Linked DNA regions of Homo sapiens: region 2 is linked to region 1. The links are chromatin loops, found by intact Hi-C in ENCODE. Cell type or tissue: Caco-2. All regions are shown on one strand. Region 1 has its middle 13 kb from the start of FYB2. Region 2 overlaps LOC112267900 (a long non-coding RNA gene).

Region 1 (5,000 bases):
GGGTTGAGGGAATTGACAAGGAAGAGTGGAGCACCCAGCACGGAGCAAGAGCAGGAAGCCATTACCACACAGATGGTAGAAGGAGCAAGGTGGCAGGGGAAAGATGATCACTAGATCCCCACGGGGATGGGGGCCATGAGGAGGGTTGGTGGGAGCTCCAGTTGCTGGAAGGGTACCAGGAGTGGCAGAGTTTCACGCCCAAGTAGGAAGAGGGGCAGGGAAGAAATACCTCACCTTCCTTCTTATCTCACTTTGGGACCTCCTGCTGGAGCTTCCTAACCTGAACAGGCAGCAAAGAAGTCCAGGTGGTGCAGTCTCCCAGGGCACAGACAACGGCTGAGAAAGGTGGAGGACAGGTGTGGAGGGGTACTAAGGATAAACAGCAGAGATGAGCATGAGGTCTTAGGCTAATGCTCACAAACAGGGATCAGGCCTGGAGGAATGGGTGGGTAGAAATGAGTGGTTCAAGACCAGTTCTGTGAATGGGGAGCAGGTGCTGGGCTCACAGTGCCGCCTGATGGCAAACCTTGTGGCAAATGGGCTTTTTCTCTAGGGGCGTCAGCTTTTTCTTGTTTCTGGAGCACTGAGCTGACCCCCAGAGTCCTGGTAATCTTCAGAATGCCTGCAACTCACCTTCTTCCAAGCTCTACACGTTGCACCTCCAAGTTCCCTAGACACTAGCTATCTTAGTCCATTCGGGCTATGATAACCCAGAATACTCATAGACTTGGTGGCTTAAACAACAAGCATTTTATTTCTCACATTGCTAGAGGCTGGGAAGTCCAAGATCAAGGCCCCAGCAGATTCAGTGTCTAGTGAAAACCCACATCCTTGTTCACAGACACCAGCTTCTCACTGTAACCTCACATGGTGGAAGCAGTGAGGTAGCTCTCCATGGCCCCCTTTTTTTTATATATTATACTTTAAGTTCTAGAGTACATGTGCAAAATGTGCAGGTTTGTTACATATGTATCCATGTGCCAGTTGGTGTGCTGCACCCATCAACTTGTCATTTACATTAGGTATATCTCCTAATGCTATCCCTTCCCCCTCCCCCCACCCTACGACAGGCCCCAGTGTGTGGTGTTCCCCTTCCTGTGTCCAAGTGTTCTCATTGTTCAATTCCCACCTATGAGTGAGAACATGTGGTGTTTGGTTTTTTGTCCCTGCGATAGTTTGCTGAGAATGATGGTTTCTAGCTTCATCCATGTCCCTACAAAGGACATGAACTCATCCTTTTTTATGGCTGCATAGTATTCCATGGTGTAAATGTGCCACATTTTCTTAATCCAGTCTATCATTGATGGACATTTGGATTGGTTCCAAGTCTTTGCTATTGTGAATAGTGCCATGGCCCCTTTTATAATAGCACTAATCCCATTTGTAAGGGCTCCACTCTCATAACCTTAGCACCATCCAAAGGCCCCGCCTCCAAATATCATCACATCGGGGGTTAGGATTCAACTTATGAATCTGGGGGGCACACAAACATTCAGTCGTTTGCCCCAGCAGAGGCTCTGAGCTTTATCAGCTCTTATTGTTCTGCTTGTCACACAGTCAGGAAAAGGTCTCCAAGTAGTCACAGCAGCTGATGGGAGCCTTGGTTTACAGGTTCACATTCCCACTGCCTGCTGCTTTGTTCCCTGTGCTTGAGAAAAAGGCCTTCTCAGCTCAGTGAAGGGCCTCAGTTCTCTGGAGAACACATAGCCCTGGAAACATGCTTTTTCTTTAGAGCTAAGGGATTCGGTAAGCCTGCCTCCACACCCGAGCGGGTCCACCTTCACCCACTCCTCATCCCTACAATGGCTTCAAAGCAAAACCTCATTCATCCAGGCCCACAGACTCAGAATATGTGACAATGTAGAATCCAGCAACTCTGTTCAAATGTATTTGTTGCCATCTGTAGGGAAACAAGAGACCTTATCAAAGTAGAAAGCTAACATTTATTGAGCTAGGTACTCATGTATACTGTCTCATTCCAGGTTTGTGTTCATTCTGGGAGATAGGTATTGTATTATAGAAACCGAAGATGGAGGAGGTTCAGTTATTTGCCCAAAGTCTCAGTTTTACTGACTCACAGAGGCAAGGTTCAGGCTCTGTTTTTCTGGAGTCAAGGAACCATGCTTGTCCCATCACACGACACTGCTGCTTGGCAAGAGAGTGATGCTCATACAATTGATTGGAAAGAATAGGAGGGCTCTTTGAAAACAACAATTTTGTTTATTAGAAGAGGATCTCTTCTGGCTGGAAGTAGTGATTCATACCTGTAATCCCAGCACTTTGGGAGGTTGAGGCAGGAGGACACATTTTCTTGAGCCCAGGAGTTTGAGGCCAGCCTGGGCAACATAGCGAAACACACACACACACACACACACACACACACACACACACACACACACACACATTCTCTCTCTCTCTCTCTCTCTCTGTGTGTATATATATATGTCTGTGTGTATGTATATATATATACATACATATATGAGAATATCTTCTGAGCTTCATTATTATATTGTATGCCTACAGAGTTAGAAATAATAAAACTATATTTCCTAAAACAATTTGCTATTGCTCACTATTCAGTTGTTTGGACAAGAGTACTCTGACTCACTTCCCTTGTGCTGTGGAAAGAATGAGAGTTATACACAGTGTTACTGCACACGCATCACACACATACCTTCCAGTCGCCTTCCCCAGCCCATCAAATTCCACAGCCTTCAGGGCAAATATCTCATGCCCACTAGGGCCAGAATTCACATCCTCTGATTTGGGTTTTAAAGACAAAGATTTACACAGGGTAACAATCTTTTTTTTTTTTTTTTTTTTTTTTTTTTGCTGTGGTTGTCTCCAATTTCCCATTGTCTGAATCATAGCCATGGAATAAAGTGCATCTTTTTCTAACATAGAATATATTACTCCTGAAATAGTAGGAAATGTTGATAATTGCCTTTTATTGGACTTACAAATAATTTATAAGTTGGTCCGGTTAAAAAAAAAAAGTATCATAGTCTTTTATTTCTTTCGTTTCTTCCTCCAGGCTAGAAGCAACCTCTAAAAATAGCTACCTGTGCAGGGATGGGCCTAGCGCTCCCCCTGGTGGTCATAGTGCAGGATTGCGGCTTCCGTAAATGGACCTGAAGCGGCAGACCCTGCATTTGAATTAATTCTTTCTCCCCTAAGTACACAGAGAAATGTGATTTGTTCTTCCCAGTCATGCCTGCATTACAGAGCACTTCTGCTTATAAAGTCCATCTGCTTTGAGGGTAAGTAAATGATCAATTCCTCATATACATTATTATGTGGTGAACATTTTTCTCAAGTAACAACAGCCTCTGTGGTTCTATCAAATGTCAGGGGGGCTGGGGGTTTCTTCTTCCCTTAAGAAGATACTGAGGGAAGAAATATCAGCTGACCTTTGCATAAGCAGTGTAACTACGTATGGAGGGGATTAGCTAAATACGACTGTGTATGGGGGGTGGAGGCGGAGGAGAAAAAGGAAGAGAAGCAAGAGAAACAGACGCGGAAGGAGTCGGTAGAACGAGACGGTTAGCTTAGAATCCCGGCCCCACTTACAAGCTGCACCAGGAGGGATCCTGGGATGGCCCTCCACAGGGGTGACAGGGAGATGCTCGCCCTCTTCCTCTGGGCACGAAGAAGACTGTTCCCCAGCCTCCCTTGCAGTTGGCCACGCTACTAGATTCTGGACAGTAGGACGTGGGCAAAAGTGATGCCACACTTCCAGGCCTTACCTCTGAAGCTTCCCTGAAGATTTTTCACACACTCTGTCTCTAAATCCACACCAACGGAAACAAAATATTCCAAAACGTCAGGATCACACAAGGGAGGTGAACCAAATCCATGAATCATCATCTAAAGGACACCCACCCAGGAAAGCCACCTAATTCTCATTAGATTGTGATGTGAGCAGGAAATACTCATATATATGGTAAAGTGCTGAGATATGATGACTGTTTGTTAGAGCAGCCAGGTTCAACTACCCTGACTATTAAAGGAAGTCACTGAATCCCCCTGGGCCACCATTTCCTCATCTAAAGATAGGGTAAATATATAAAGAATCAACAAAACAATGTATGTGAAAACATTTGGCATCTATCAGGGCTGAATAAATGCTGATTTAAAAGCTATCGTGAGGCCGGGCGCGGTGGCTCACGCCTGTAATCTCAGCACTTTGGGAGGCCGAGGCGGGCGGATCACGAGGTCAGGAGATCGAGACCATCCTAGCTAACATGGTGAAACCCCGTCTGTACTAAAAATAGAAAAAATTAGCCGGGCGTGGTGGCGGGCGCCTGTAGTCCCAGCTACTCGGGAGGCTGAGGCAGGAGAATGGCATGAACCTGGGAGGCGGAGCTTGCAGTGAGCCGAGATGGCGCCACTGCACTCCAGCCTGGACGACAGAGCAAGACTCCGTCTCAAAAAAAAAAAAAAAAAAAGCCATTGTGCTTCACACAAGCAATATTTTCATGCTGGAAGAGCATTTTTGTGGCTATTACCCAGGTTTTTATTTGTAAGAAAAAGAAGATCCAACTCCAATGGGCGAACTGAAAGGGGATTTTATTGGCTTCCAGAGCTGGAAACTTCAAGCCTAGATGAAGCCTTAGACCTGGTTTAATCCATTCAGCAACTCAAGGACCACTCTTTATTCTGCTTGGTAAAGCTTCATTCTTAACCTGACTCCCCTGATGGTCAAAGATGGCTGTCAGCAGCTCCTGCTACTACATGTTCCTAGTGAGCTTTAAGGGCAAGAGGAAACCCCATCCCAATATTTCGAGAAAAAAAATCCCCTGATTGGACTGGCTTAGATCATATGCTTACAAGTGAACCCATCCCTTTGTTGAGATGGAGAATATGTGCTGATGAACTGCCAATCAGTTCCCACATTTGGGGCTGGTGGGAATCTGATTGGTGGAGGCAGGGGGGGAGGGACGGAGGGGGAGGAACCAGCTTTTCCTTAACTCACAGAGGGATTTAAGTGGGAGTGGGGG
Region 2 (5,000 bases), 150 kb before region 1:
ACTAGCTAAATATTATATTTGTAGAATAGGATGCTATGACTATATAATCACTGATATACTCCTTGAAGACAGAGACCATGTCTCTTATATTTATTTTCCACATCAATCAATCAGTGTAATTTTATGAATGTTTATGAATGCAGCCATTACAATGTTACAGAACCTATTTTACCCCATTGTTTTTCAGACTGTTTTTCAGTAATCATTCAATATAACAAAGTGTAAAATCAAGCCGGATGCAGTGGCTCACTCCCGTAATCCTGGCACTTTGGGAGGCCAAGGCAGGCAGATCACATGAGGCCAGGAGTTTAAGACCAGCCTGGCCAACATGATGAAACCCTGTCTCTACTAAAAATACAAAAATTACCTGGGTGTGGTGGCGCATGCCTGTAGTCCCGGCTACTCAGGAGGCTGAGGTATGAGGATCTCTTGAACTCGGGAAGCAGAAGTTGCAGTGAGCCAAGATAGCACGCCTGCACTCCAGCCTGGGTGACAGAGCGAGACCCTGTCAAAAAAAAAAAGTATACAATCATGTATACATTACATTTCTAATTTGGTTGGGTAAATGTACATACTCACATATAAGCATAGAAAAAAAACTGTAAAAATCCAGGTAGTAGGATTACATATGATTTCCATTTTATTCTGTGCACTGAAATTTTTTATTTTGTTTTCCTGTTTCTCTCTTTTTAATTTAATTTAGTTTAATTTTAAGTTCCGGGATACATGTGCAATGTTGTCCTGTTTCTCTATACTGAATAGCTATCCTTTTTTTAGTCAGAAAAAAATAAATGTTGTTTTAAGAACCAACAACACTTTTGTTATTAAGAAAACATAAAAAGAACTGGTAGTAAGGAGAAGGTGGGAAAGAACAGCCTTGGTGGAAAGGGGAAAATGTGAATGATAGATAGAGATAACTGTGAGCTGCCTAAGGGGTGGACTCCTGGACTAGTAATGCAGAGGTGAAGAGATACAAGGGGCTTGTCACAGGCCAAATAGCTATGGCTACGGGGAGGGGACAACTAGGTCTGGCCTTGCCCAGCAAGGAGTCAGGCTGTGATTTCTAGGGGACTAAGGACTGATTTGAAGCAGAACTGCAGCACACAGAGAAGGGGTTTGGTCCCAAAAAGCTTGTTAGAACCCCAGGCAGACCCATTGGCACCCTGGGGAGGACATCCTGCTGCATTGGAGTGGACATCACCTACTGGAATTGAAACATGGTTCCTAAGAATGGGCTCTCATGGCCAGGATCCAAAAGGAAGGCCATGGTTCCACAAGGAGACCTGTTCTGAGTCGAGATGATAAAGCTATCTCCAAACCCCACCTGCTGGGACAATGCTATCTCCAAACCCCACCTTTAGACCAAGGTGATGAAATGCTATGCAGATGTCATAATAATAGGAAGTATTTGTTGAGCTTTTAATTTGTATTAAACACCATGTGAGATGCTTTACTTAGATTGTCTCAGTTCATCCTCACAACAGCCCTGTAAGGTTTAAACTATTATTGTTCCCACTTTACAAGAATGGCACCGAGGCTTAGAGAGAAAGCTCACAGGTCACAGAAGCTGCACTTGGAAGGGCTAAAATTCACATCCAGAGTCTGACTCTAGAACTCAGGTTCTTAATCATTACTCCAAGTTGACTCCTTAATTAGGACCAGAAGTTACTCATTGAACTAGAAGAGGTTGTTTGGTGACAGTGGGCAATGTGTGTTGGAGAAAAAGGAAGAGGATTTGGGATCAAAAACAAAACTGACAAGCACTTAAGCAATTTCTCTCTCTAAGCTTCAAACTACACTGATAAAGCAGTCAGTGGAATTCCATCAATCCCCTCCTCAAAGAGAGTTTGATCTTTGGACAAGGTTTGAATGACACACTCTCATCCTTAAACAGGCACAAAGAGACCATCAGAAAAAAACCAAGCACCCTGCACTTTATGCATTCTTCAAAAGAGATGTGAAAACGGGTTGGGCAAGACCAGACCCTTGCGTACCTTACACAGCCAATGACTTTACTAACTCAGGAGACACACAAAACTCAGCTCTGAAAAACAGAGGCATTTTAGAGATCATGGCCATCAGTGAGTTGGAGGAGGAAGAAGGCCCAGAGATTTCTACTCCCAATCACTCACAATCTGCCTTTCTTCTCAAAATTATAGCACCATCATTGCCAACCTCACCTCACCCATGAAAGCCATGCTGTGATCAAAGGAAGCATATCTTTGTCAATCTACAAAGCCTATTGTTTATAATTTACAACTTGCAAAGGAACAACAGCATGTTTATTTAGTATACACCCTTTATTTTAGTAAACATAAAAATTAAAAAGTTTAGACAATATAAAATATAGGCCTGGTGTGGTGGCTCATGCCTGTAAACCCAGCACTTTGGAAGGCTTGAAGTCAGGAGTTTGTGACCAGCCTGGCGAACATGGTGAAACCCCATCTCTACTAAAAATACAAAAATTAGCCAGGCGTGGTGGCATGCACCTATAGCCCCAGCTACTCGGGAGGCTGAGGCAGGAGAATCACTTGAACCTGGGATGTGGAGGTTTCAGTGAGCCGAGATCATGCCACTGCACTCCAGCGTGGGCAAAAAGAGCGAAACTCCATCTAAAAAAAAAAAAAAAAAAACCAAAGAAAGAAAGAAAGAAAAAGAAAATATAAAATTCATAGATATAAAACTTTCATGTCTGCTTCTATGCTTCTAACCTTACTGTGCCAACCCTATTTTTCCATTAGTTTTAAAAAATGTATTTTTAATTACACCATGACCATAAACACATTCTTAATATAACAATATTACAGAGAAAACCAATTGTTGACCATGCCATTTTATCCTAGTTTCTTTCCCAGAGACAAACAATTATCCATTCAGTGTGCCCTTCCAGATTCTCCTAGGTATTTACATTCACAAAAGTTTACTACAGACATACATAGTTTTTGTTTTATAGGTGTTTGCTTTTTAAAAAATATAAATAATAGTATGCAATGCATACAACTTGTTTTCTTTCACTGAACCATTGATTTGAAAGATCATCTTTCATGCACACATAGATCAACATAGATCAACATGTGTGTACATGAAATTTAGGTACAATATTCCTACAGGAAAGTACAGGGATTCCAGTTCTATCACTTAGTAGCTCTGAGACATTGGGTGAGTTAACTTCTCAGAGCTGCCGTAGCCTCATCTGTAAAATTGAGATGAGGTTAGCACTGTAATTAGGCATAAATGGGCTAGCAATTATAAAGTGCCTAGCACATGGTAAATTCTAAATTTGTGCTTGTTAAATATCAATAAAATGCCTGAGGTCCAGCGCTGGTGAGGAGCACAGGGAGATCTGCTCTCATGCCCACCCACCTGGCTGCTGGCACTCCTTACACTCCCTTGTGACCCTCTCTAAGAAGCAGCAGTGACCACCAATCCCACCTCCATATGCAGAAGCAGAGGCCCAGTAGAGGAGAAGTGGCTGGAAATTTGGTTATGAAACGAGTTTCTGTGACCCTCTCCTTTTCTCCCTTCCAAGGCTCTGTCTGGGCCAATACACATGGCTGGGTTCTCAACCTTACCCTTTCTTACTACCCCAAACTCTCTAGGTGTCTCCATTGCAAGGAAGAGTGGGTGGGTGAAGAATCGCAGCCTTCCTCCTGTGGAGACAGGCTATCCTCATGGGGCAAAGGACAGAGTATTGCCTGAAGTCTGTTGGGTCCCTGCCATCCATGCCTCCTCCCTACTTTTACAGGTGGATTCTGATAATCCCACCTTAGCCATGCTTATCCCTTAGCCTCTCTTCTTCATCCCCGCTAGCACTGCAGAACAAGCCTCCTAAGAGGTCGCCTTGTCTTTGCCCTTTGAAATGCATCTTAAGCAGTGTCTGAGAAACACAGCTTTGCTCATCTACTCTGCTCTTCTAAGACCCTCCTTGGCTCCACGTTACCTGTAGAACTGAGCCTGGGTGAGTCTGATATTTCCACCCAGGTATTCAAATAGACAAGGAGGAATTAAACTACAGTAAGTGGTGAATTTTCTGGAATGTCATCATAAAGATGTACTCTGAGCAGTTACTGGCTCTCCTCCTTAGATGTCTCGGAAGCCTTGATAGGCTTTCTTGTCCAAACGGGGAGTTGGAGAGGGGTTTGGGAACACTTCGTAGGTCTCTTCTTCCCCCACCCTATCTTTAGCTGCCAATAGCACTACCCTGTGCAGCTGAGCCAGTTCTGACCACAGAGCTGGTTGTTAGCAATCTTATCCTCCCTAGCAGGTGGGGTTTGGAGATAGCTTTGTCATCTCGACTCAGAACAGGTCTCCTCGTGGAACCACAGCCTTCCTTTTGGATCCTGGCCATGAGAGCCCATTCTTAGGAACCATGTTTCAATTCCAATAGGTGATGTCCACTCCGATGCTACAGGATGTCCTCCCCAGGGTGCCAATGGGTCTTCCTGAGGTTCTGACAAGCTTTTTGGCAGCAGGCCTCTTCTCTGTGTGGCACTGGATCATCTCCCTGTCTTATCAGGCTGCAGTTCTGCTTCAAATCAGTCCTTAGTCCCCCAGAAATCACAGCCTGACTCCTTGCTGGGCAAGGCCAGACCTAGTTGTCCCCTCCCCGTAGCCATAGCTATTTGGCCTGTGACAAGCTCCGTGTATCTCTTCATCTCTGCACAGCTAGTCCAGGAGTCCATCCTTTAGGCAGCTCACAATTATCTCTATCTATCATTCGCATTTTCCCCTTTCCACCAAGCCTGTTCTTTCCCACCTTCTCCTTACAGCTATATGTCTATATATATATATATATATGTCTATATATATATATATATATGTCTATATATATATATATATGTCTATATATATATGTCTATATATATATGTCTATATATATATATGTCTATATATATATGTCTATATATATATATGATGGTATTTAGGGTGGGGAGTTAGCATATCTACATTCTTCTTCATTTTCTCACAAGACCCCTGTAATATGGGCATTCTCATCCCCA

Evidence for each region. A loop is a pair of places that touch in the nucleus more often than their neighbours do. Peaks named below come from ENCODE experiments on the same cell type or tissue, not always from the same donor. Only the 100,000 strongest peaks of a DNase experiment are listed, where the experiment ranks them.
Region 2: a loop joins it to region 1, with 5 times the contacts of the local background. A loop is called at or near these places in 9 of 110 quality-filtered maps.

Annotation. Positions count from the first base shown.
Region 1 is chr1:56,830,159-56,835,158 of GRCh38, reverse strand. No RefSeq gene overlaps it. Among named protein-coding and RNA genes, the nearest start is that of FYB2, 13 kb to the right of the region's middle. In Caco-2, a CTCF peak has its summit at 3,100 (motif pointing left); a DNase peak (open chromatin) is centred at 3,098.
Region 2 is chr1:56,982,932-56,987,931 of GRCh38, reverse strand. It overlaps LOC112267900 (a long non-coding RNA gene), which reads right to left. Exons shown (of 8, transcript XR_007066117.1): 3 at 368-505. Among named protein-coding and RNA genes, the nearest start is that of C8B, 19 kb to the right of the region's middle. In Caco-2, no CTCF peak of the experiment used is centred here; a DNase peak (open chromatin) is centred at 1,951.